2 separate regions of the Homo sapiens genome follow, and region 1 is linked to region 2. Evidence: chromatin loops called from intact Hi-C (ENCODE). Cell type or tissue: natural killer cell. All regions are shown on one strand. Links, peaks and the distances in the headings refer to the core of each region. The heading gives the core; the rest is flanking DNA.

What was found. Peaks named below come from ENCODE experiments on the same cell type or tissue, not always from the same donor. Only the 100,000 strongest peaks of a DNase experiment are listed, where the experiment ranks them.
Region 1: a loop joins it to region 2, with 2.1 times the contacts of the local background. A loop is called at or near these places in 1 of 110 quality-filtered maps.

Annotation. Positions count from the first base shown.
Region 1 is chr3:18,352,862-18,358,254 of GRCh38, reverse strand. The region is part of intron 9 of SATB1 (SATB homeobox 1); the gene reads left to right. Among named protein-coding and RNA genes, the nearest start is that of SATB1, 70 kb to the left of the region's middle. In natural killer cell, for the core only: no CTCF peak of the experiment used is centred there; no DNase peak of the experiment used is centred there.
Region 2 is chr3:18,738,159-18,743,551 of GRCh38, reverse strand. No RefSeq gene overlaps it. Among named protein-coding and RNA genes, the nearest start is that of SATB1-AS1, 300 kb to the right of the region's middle. In natural killer cell, for the core only: no CTCF peak of the experiment used is centred there; DNase peaks (open chromatin) are centred at 1,406, 2,291, 2,691 and 4,311; H3K4me3 peaks cover 946 bases; H3K27ac peaks cover 4,787 bases.

The DNA.
Region 1 (5,393 bases), core at 188-5,187, 390 kb after region 2:
TACAGGACATGATGGGATGGTTTATATTAAATTATATGATGATTTGAATGGGAAAGAAGAAAAAGTGCATCGCTTCTTGCCCTCAACTTTAATGCCTTTAATCAAATAATGACCTTCTGGAAAATAGTTAATTTTAAGCATTTGGAAAGATCAATACCACTTTGCCACCAAAAAATGGTCTAGATGATGAAATTTGATGTATTTAAAGTATCAGTTCACCCTTTTAACCTAGTAAATAATTTAAAATGCTTTCAGTATTGCTTTGCCACTGTTTCTCACTGCACAGTGTTATGATTCTTCATGAAAAAAGGTCACAAGTGGGTGTGTGAAGCATTTAGACCTCACACCTAGAAATGGGGTTGTATCTTCCTTAGGTCTTGGGTGTTTCTGCATTAGCCACCCCCTCAAAAGTATATATATTTAAATAGTACCTTTGAGGCACAGTGTGCATAAAACATATGAAAATAGAACCCTTCTGTAACTATACTGTTGTAATATTGTTTTAGTTGTTTTTTCAGACAGAAAAAGGGGTGGTTTAAAACATTATTAATCACTTGGCATCTTTGTGATATCTTTAAACCTTTATGCTAAAGGTGAAGGATTTGGTAGCTCTGACAATTAGAACTCATTTTCCCCCAGCTTGTAGAACACACTGATATGAAATTACCCTTGAGTGCCGACAGCTTTATTTAAAAAAAAAAAAAAAAAAAAAATTGCCCTCTATTAGCATGTTTGTGGGCAGATTAAAAACTGTCTTCATTAGCATAAGTAACACTTACAGATTCTTTTAAAAGTAGAAAATTATTTGCTGAATGATAAATTGCTAGCTTTATAGTTAGTTGTTGTTGAAAATGTACTCATTCAAATGCCTGGTGTAGTTTAGTCTACAATACTGAATTTTTTGTTAGAAGTACTATTTAATGGATTATGTACTTAATCCTTGTTCCTACTACTTGCTGAAATGTAATTCATGCTTTCCACTAAAATGTTTGTATCAAATACTTTCCTATTTAGATTGATTTCTTTTAATATCATATATTATTATACTGTATGCCCCAGAGATTGGAACAAACTATTCCTGCAAATAACACATAAAAGATGAGGGTGAGGGGGAATAAATACAGACTGTAAAATGTTTTGCTTTTTAGAACTCAAATTACCATTCTGTTTTTTCAGATGTATTTTTCCTTCTTAGTTGCAGTAAGAATTGTCATTTTCTTTCTCTTTTTATAGCTCTTAGTTTTAAAATGTATATGTACATAATGATAATATATACATATATGTATATTGCATTAAATGACTTTTTTTCTCAGAGAATACCAAAGTCTGTTTCCTCCTGGAAAAGTAGTTATGTTACATACTCCCAGCTTTGTCACAGAACAGGCCTTGTTAGGGGTTCTCATTCTATGCATGTGAGGCTTTATAAAGTACAATAAATTCATTTATGAAAGGAGGTTACTTTCTTGACTCAATTAAAATCATTGTGCACCCCTTCCTTATCTGTTAAAATGTTAGAAGCGAATTGACTTGAATTAAATGTTGTAAAAAGAGTGGAGTGGAAATCAGAGATTGAGTTTGGTTGGAAATTAGCAGCTGAGAGATGAAGGTGCCAGGATTTTTATTTAAATGTGGTACAACAAGATTTTGTCAGTAAAGCACATCATTAGAATATTGAGTTTAGAACTGCTAATTTTTCCTTTAAAATGAGCATACAGTCATGTGTTTCATGGACCATAATAAATTGCCATTGTGTTATCATTGAGTTTGTTTTGCTTTTTTGCAGTACTGATTTGGCAGTTATTCTGCATTTTCTCTTTTCCTTTTTTTTTTTTTTTCAATCTTACATTTCTTTAATAGATCCCTAACCAAAACCAGTCAAAAGAATGTTATTTATTTCGTACAGTCTTAGGTTTAGCATCTTTTGCACCATTTTCTTGCTTACGGTAGCAAGACATTTGCACATGGTTCTTGGTTACTATAAAGTACATAACAGTATTTCCTTTGTGGCAGATGGATTTAAGACTTTTAGTTCTCAATAAATGTAGGTTTACAATACATAACTTTGCAGGATTTGTGTTGTATATAACAGGTTTGAACATATTATCTCAGAATTCATCTGCATGGCATTTTCAGCTTATTCAGCGTCCATGCCAGTTTTTTTTAAGTAATAGGGGGAGCACTGTGATTGATTGCAACAGCTCAAGGCGTGATTTTGAATAGAAACAAAGGGTTTAGAACAGAAGGTGTCAAATTAAACTTTGTCAGTTTGAAAAGTAGTAACATCCTGAAAGTTTTACTAATTTATTTACATGTGGCTACTGTTTATATTTTGCCCTCTTTATATGCAGTGTAATGTTGCTTGGCAAATTTACTACATTTAAAGTTTAGGTTGTTCCTTGTACCATTTTAGTTTTCTGAGAATGGATCGGTCTCATTATTTTAAGGCTGTTAGTCCCCTGTCTTTTCTACTGTTCAAAACAGTTGTGAGCTCATTTAATTTAGAGAACAGTTCCCTGTTCTTCCTATGGTCTTATGTATATCAAGTCCCAGAGACCTCTCTTAAAAACGTAATTATGTTTTGTTTTGTTTTGTTGGTGTTTTTTTTGTCTTTTTGCAACAAAGCACTGCATTTCATTCCTCATCTCTGCTCCCCCACATAAGTCTATGCAGTTAACACTTAAAAACTAGTACAGTACTTTGGGGAATCATTATTTTTGTTAGATATTAAAAATATTGTGACATATTCATTTTCTTCCCAAGTTTATTTGTTCTAACAATATCACTTGTGGAAAACTGACCTAGAAAAAGGTACTGAAGCATTAGAAAGCATTTGGCTTCTTTAGTCATTTTCTGCAAAACATAAATCAGATTACTGTCATTATTAATAGAGTAACAATCAATAGAATTTGAGGTAGTCAAAATATTCCAAGGTATTTAAATAGCATTAGAATAAATTATCTTATTTTTGCCAGTGTAAACTGGGAATGAGCCAATTTATTTCTACACTGACAGAGAGCTAATGTGTCAAAATGTCTGTTTTCCATTATTTTTTTAAGAGCAATGCGCATCAAGAGAAGCATCCCCTCCCCCTTTTAAATTTTTTTGGAATACCCTTTAGAGCAAACAGTTCCCAGCTGCACCGTTAAATATTTTTCTAAGAAGCATCTGATTTCAGTCTCTTAAAATCATCGCATTTCTTGAAAGGCTAGCGGAGACATGCTTCGACTTATAATTCATCAAATTATTTTTAGATAAGGAATTAGAAGTATTATTTAAGGGCAGAGGTTAATAGCAAACTACTGGAAATGTTATGTTAGTCATGGGCAATTAATAAAAATAAGGATCTGTCTCGTAAGTCTAGAGACACAGAAGTGACAATATGAGCAAAATATTTGTTGAATGAGTCGGGGCTCTTTTTCTGAAATATTTGTTAAACCAGCATGAGTGTGATTGTTTAGGAATTAGCTATCATTATTAGCCATTTTAAAAGAACTAATGATTTTCTTTTCCAAAGAACATCTGTGATCCACATGTTTTTTTCACATATATCCAAGTGCTAACTGATCTCTGCATTACTTTAAAAAGTTCCTAAAGGATGTGAAAAATCACTGGAGTTTTTCAGCTCTCTCCAAGAAGCTTTTCTTACATGAATCATTCTTAATTTAACTTTTAGCAATTTTTAGTTACAAGCATTTATTTCTAAAAAAAAATTCTTGGATGCTCAATGTTTAGCATTTATTGCAATAGTAGAATGCTAGCTGAGTTTAAAAAAAATCTTCTGTGTTCTTTATGAACCTCTAACTTCTTTTGAAAGGTATATAAAACTGTGTGATTTGCTGTGTTCGGGTAGAGGGGTTCTGTCAATTATGATAGCTAAAGGAGGCAGACAAGGGGGAGAGGGAAAGTAATCTCACCCACAGTTAATATTCAAGCCTACCAGAAGATAATCTATCTAAAACATACATAGCAACAAAATTTAAAGGTAAAGTATAAAGAATAGCTTAGTTGTAGGAAAATGTATATTTTCATGGCTTAATTCAGATGGCAAATATTTACCAGTAAAAGCTAAGTAAACATCTGCAGGGCACCATATGCAAGTGGGTCTCAGATACTTCAGATGTTCACATAACAGTTTTATAGTTAATATATTCACATAAATAGAGCTGAAATATGTCATATTATAGTATTCTGGAAATAAACATAGAATTGCCATGGTTAGAAGAGAAGCAAATTCAGTGACATTGCCATCACAATGATTTTTATGTTTTATTTAGCTAACAGTCTTTCAGGTAAATCTTCAGTTTACTGCCTGCTGTCTTAACCTTGAATTATGCATTCAGTGGCATCAAATGAGTGCATGGTTACAAGACCATGACATGCATATATTTGCTTAATTAAAAGACATGTTGAATAGGAATACTAGTAGATGTCATGAGATACAGCAGTCGTCACGATGAGCTGCTTAGCAGATAGGCCTTAGGAAGCCAATATGTCAGTTTTCTACCTTTTCTTTTAAAATATTTCAAGGAGGCCATTTTTGGGAGAACAGGCCATGCTTCTTTCCACTATACATATTGCAGTTGAAGAATTTTCTCTCTAATCGTTTCAGTTTGAGAAGGGAAGGAAAGTCATGCCATCCTCTGGCCTCACTCCTGGTAACATAAGAAACAAAACCCTCCTTGGCTAGATCTAAAAATTACATAATTAAAAAAAAAACTATACTTCCATTTTCATCCAACTAATTTATTTAAAATTTCCGAGAAATGTCTTTGTCTTAGATCAAGTTCCCTAAATGCAGAGCCTAGGATGGGGAGTCAGGTGATCATGATTTGGTAAGGGCCCTGGGAAGAAAGGAGGAGGATAGGGAAGCGAAAGAGGTCCCATAAGGATATGGTCTCAGGCAAAATCTAGCCCCAGATTGATGGAGGGAGCAAGAAGAATGGGGATGACTGTCTCTAGAGAGTAAATTGAAGGGTAGAGTAAGTTGTCCATTTTCAGAAACAGGGGCAGAGACTTTGTGCCACTGGGTCAGCCAGTCACTGGCCACCCGGGGTGAGGAGGTCAATGAAGAAGTGTAGAGTTGGTTTCAAGACATTTTTTGAGAGCAGAGTGCAGGTGAGAGGTATTAGCAGGCAGCAGAACAGCTGAGGGGTAGCTGCCTTGGCTGGTGGGGGTCTGGATCAGACACCCTTACTCTTCCCCTTCACTCCATTGTTTAGTGTCCATCATGGCAGCCAAGGTGAAGACTCGAGATGACTGGAAAATATATTCTTCATGATCATTCAGTTCTTGATAGATAACCTCAGGGTAAAAAAACTGGGCCTTGGAAACATCAGAGAGGTGCAGATTTTGGCAGTCATTGGACATTTCCTTCTCTCTTAGCCCAAGAAACC
Region 2 (5,393 bases), core at 277-5,276:
AAACTGTCTGCTCTACTGATGTCTTTCCAAGATGTTGAGCAAGTGTAACCATGCTAGACCAGCTGTCCATTCCATTTTCAGGTGCAGTTTGGCACAATGACCACAGTGATATACACACTGAGCCTCAGATTCAGTCCAAATCTTATTGTCTGCCCTGCATTGTTAATAATTACAGCTATCATTACAGCTGATTATAACAATAACTCTGAATCTTGCTAATGATGATTATGAAAATACAAAGAATTCTAAACTAAAATAACAACATAATTTCAGGTTTTAATCCTCACAGGCTGGAAATTAAATGTGGGCCCAGAAGTCAGAGGCATAGTCTACATAATGGTCCCCAAAACATTATTTCTTTCTCATGCTGGAAATTAAGTGGCAAACAGATTCAAGATTGCTATTGTGACTGGAATTTGGTGATATGAAAGGTTTTTTTTATTTTATTAGAAGCAATTTTCAGAGGATTCAATTCATTGAAAGGCTACAAAAAGTGCTACAGTTTCTTATTATGGCATGGAAAATAGTAAGTGTACTAAAATCATCGAAGAGTGTCAAGCATAAGGTACACTTTAACAATAGATGTTTCTTTGCATACATTTAAAAAGTGTTCTATACTTTTATGTGGTCTTCTTTAAAATAAACAAATAAATTTAATATAGTAAATAACATTGAGGTCTGAAAAATAATTCCAGTTATTTTTCACTTCCCAACATATGATAATATACAAATAACAAATTAAACAATGTCAGATGGCATTGAAAAGGTCAAGATAGATACATTTAAACAATGTTAAATTGCTTTTAAGAGCATATTACACTCCTTAGTTTCACCTATTTTCCCTCTTTGTTTCCCTTCTTTTCTTTTAACAGAGGTGTTAGACTAAATGAAAAAAATAAAATCTGAGAAAAGAGGGATACATTAGCTAAATAAAGAGCATGGATAAAGGACAAAATATAGAAATAACTTGTGTACCTAAAAATAATTTTGCAATATAATTTTTTTCCTCCTCAAAAAATCTATTTTCCAAAGTGTCTCCTTATGCTACCTTACTGTCATTTCTCTCCGTCTCTATTTGTAAGTTGCATATAGGTCTCTCTTTCCTTTAAATTTTTAACATTCACCCCCACACAGACAAGAGTCAGTCAAGAAACAGGCGAAAATGTAGATTTCAGTCTCCCCCTTGCCAAGAGTTTCTGATTTAGTAAGCTTGGGATTAGGCACAGAAATATGCATTTCTTAATGAGCACATCTGGAGACCTATGAGGCAGGTGGTCCAGGAACTCCAACTTTAAGAAACACAGTGCCCTAAAATCAAAACAAAGACATTTATGATCTTCAACAGGCCACCAGTCAATAGAGACAAACTTCAGTAAAGAGTAGAGAATAAACCAATTCGCAACTCAAAATATGTCACATACGACATATTTTGATTATGCTTTCCGATTAAATGCTTCATTGAAACTGTTACATAACAAAACAAAACAAAACAAAGCACACCAACACTCTGTTAATGGAGGGGATACAGGGTTTACAGCATCAGGGTTAAAAAGTGATAGACATGATTATGTAATGAGGTGGGTGGGCTTGGGGATATCAATTTTTTAAAAATATTTTTCAAAGTCTGAGAACTATAAATTCTAAAAGATTTTTCACCAATTATTCATCAAGTCCTATGCTATGGAATTATTTCAGCAAGTAATAATAATCATGTAATTTCATCATGTAATAAATACATCTGAGAAGAGCAATTTAATGCCAAAACCACTATTCTTCAGTCCATTTAAGGCCTTCCTCTTAAAAACAAGAAACGGCTTTCTCCTATGAAGATAAGCATGGTTCAAAGGGTTCACATTTAGCCTCAATTTAAAACTCACAACGGCAAAATGTAGTACCCAAGGAAGGAAAGGAAATTTACATCTCTAAGAGCTAGTGTTTAACGTCTTCTTGAAATTATTTGACTGATGCACACTCATATTATTCTATAAAGACTCTTTAATGAGGCATTTCCCAAGAAATTTTGATGATAATCTGTGGTGGACTGATTGGTAGTATTTACGTACTTCTGAGGGACCACAAAGTTACATTTGTGTGAATGAGTTACTTCCTATTAAATGACTCTTCTTTCACATGTTTAATAATACTTAGACTTCGCTTTTTTCCTTCTGCTCTCCCAGAGAAGTTTCTGTCTCTCCCGTCATTTGTTGTTGTGGTGGTGAAGTTATTTTTCTTGACAAGTTCCACCCACTCACGTTTAACCTGAAGGTCTTTTCCACTGTAGACACGCTGTGAACGCGCAAAGAGGAAGCTTGTTATCGCAAGATCAGCAACTCAAATTTCAGCGTGATCAGAAGTGACATCACTATGTGGTTTCATTAATGATATTAGAAGAGAACAAACTATTTTCAGTCATTTTCTTAGTGTTGAAAAACTATATGCATCTTCTTCACTTCATTGTGTATCTGTTCCCCTCCCTGAAGTGCATCAGGGGTTTCTTCTCAGGATCACTTTTTCTTCTTTATTCCCAGTCTACCATGAAAATGTTTATCTCCTCGTGTTTTGCCCATGTAGAACAGAGCAAAAACAAAACAAAACAAAGCACATTAACACTACTGACCTGATAACTTTCTTTTCCCAGAATAAGATCTGAAAAGAATTCAAGAAAACCACAGATACTAGAACTGCTGAAGTCTACTTCCTGTGAATCTGTGTGGTTTGCTCATCAAGTCATGCCCCTTTTTCTATTCTTATTCTTTATTCTGTAGTCACAGTATTTCTGCAGTTACCTGTGGACTTCACTGAGCACAAAGCCATGATTATTACCCATGGGAACCTTGGCCCGGTTCTAGTCCTACGGCAACAAAGACCTGTACATTGGTCTGCCTTTTCACCCAGGCTTCTGTTTGGGCTAACTGTGTAATAGAATTGGTTGGTTTGAAACAGATATGCCCAGGAAAAATAATTTGCCTTTGCTTCTTTGGTGAACTCTCTCTGCATTACTTTTCCATGATGGAATTGTGTGCACATATGTGTGTTTTGGTGAGCTGGGGACAACGGGGTGAAAGCTGATATGTGGAGAAAATAGAGATTCTATACACTGAGAGTAGAGGGATTTGGAATGCCGAGAAAGGAGTCTGAATACTAGGCTGTCTTCTCTCTGCTGGGATTGTTTAGGATGTCATGATAGATCAAATGCAGCAAGAAATTAATGTTATCAAATCCTACAACCATAGACAAGTCATTTAAGCCTCTCTAAGCTTCAGTTTCCTTAAGTCTAAAATAGAGTTTTTTTTAAACCTCATCACTATTGGCTTTCTGGGATGGATTATTTCTTGCTGTAGGGGACTATCCTATGGTCTGTAGAATATTTAGTAGCATCCTTGGCCTCTACTCACTAGAAGCCAGTAGCACCTACCACCGGTTGTGATAGTTTCCATTGTTCTGTAAGGAAGAAGCTGAGGGCACCGTCACCCTCAACTGAGAACCACTGATTTAAAATTAAGCAGTTAAAATTTGTGATAGAATTTATGACAGATAAAGTTTCTGTTCTAAAATTCCATAGACATAACATTCTGTGACTAGATTTACAGGCAATTTGTTGATACAAGAGACCTCTTTTTTTCAACTCTTAACTCATGCCAGTAAGGAAAAGGAGATAGAAAGTGAAATTTTTCTCACTTGCTATTAAAAACATTATTAAAAAGTTAACAGCAAAAGAAGTTTCATCATTAGGATGATGAAATTGAGATTTCATCAATTAAGATTTAGCCCCAAATATTTGTTGACAGCCTATCTCGTGAAATAATGGCAGTAGGTAGAATTTGTTGAACACTTACTATGCTAAATGCTTTGAGTGACGTATCTCACTTAATGGATGAAGGTTAAAAGTGGCATAATTATTAGCTTCAACTTACAGAGAAGGAAAACTAAGGTTTAAGGACAATGGACATTTACAATTTAGGATTACGCTGCTAGTAAATGGAAAAATAAAAACTCAGAGTCAGATATATCTTCCACAAAATAGTGTTTTGATAAGTACTTTACACTGCTTTTTAGGATGTTGTGCCAGATATTGTTTTCAGCTTTTAATATCAACAGATTTATTCCTTGTCTCATGGTGCCTATGAGGTAAGTACAATTATAATCCTCGTTTTTTAATATGTGGGCAGAAAGGGCTTATGGACAGAAAGAAATTAGTCTACTTCCCCTAGGTCACATACTAGTAGGTGGCAAAACTGAGATTTCAACTCAATCCATGATCTCAGCCACTACTCTCTGTTGCTTTTCAACATAAAAATCTTCGGTATCAGTCCTTGGCACCCTCTGAGTCAATGCAAATGAGTATTCTTTTGGGGTTGCTCAATATGTGGTGAGAATTTTTAAATGGCAAAGGGTGTCATCGGTCTTTTTTCTGTAAAGGAGTTGATGCTATGGAATAAGAATAACACTGAAATTATAGCTGTTATAGTAAAAGAGATTCTGTCTGTATTTCTACATTAAAAAAAAAAAAAGATTTGACCTGCATTTCTCCCACTCAGTCAAAGGTGTTCTGTGGAACACCCTCACTGGCAGTGCTATCTAAGGTCTGGCCATAGCCATCCAGGTACTTCCTCATCATAACTTACCACTCACTCTGTCCTAGGCACTGTGCCACTTGTGGGAATGCAGCCACAACTAATCTTGATTCCTGAAAAGCTCAAACATTAGTAGTAAGAGAAACGCACAATAAGACATTTATAAAGGGCTGGAAGAATCACAAATAAGAGAGCAAATAACTCTAACTTTGAGAAAGCCTGGCCAGGACAAATTTCTAAAGGAAGGAGACACTTGTGAGATTGTAACAGATCATCAACTATCCCAGTTGAAGAAACAAGTATGAGGTGTGAAAAGAGGTTGCAATGTCAGAAAGACATTGTTCAGTTATGGCTGGAGAAAATGTACTGCAGAGGGTGAAAGGTAGCTAGAAAAATAGATTACAGTAAGAAAGAGAAAAGTTTTGGGCTTTATTCTAAGAAGACTGGGCCTTTTTCTAGGCAACACAGGTTTACCAGAGAGTTTTAAGCAAGAGAGTAGCAGAACCAGACTAGTATTTTAGAAAGAAAGACTGCTCCTTGCTCACCTATGTGGAAGGTAAATGAAGTTGACATGTACAAAAACATGACTTTATCATTGGGTAGCCCCATTTTTTTCATGGAGTTTATAGTTGGTCAGATAAACATGATGGCCTAAGATAGAGCAAAGTACCAGTTTGGCCCCAATTTTTCTGCCACTGTTCTACCTTAGGGCTAATTAAACTGCCCTTCAGGAATCTTCCTGGGACAAATTTCCTTAAGCAATAGGGTCTAGAAAATGCAGTTACAGCTTAACCTTCTTGTTCCTCAAAAGAAGTCTCC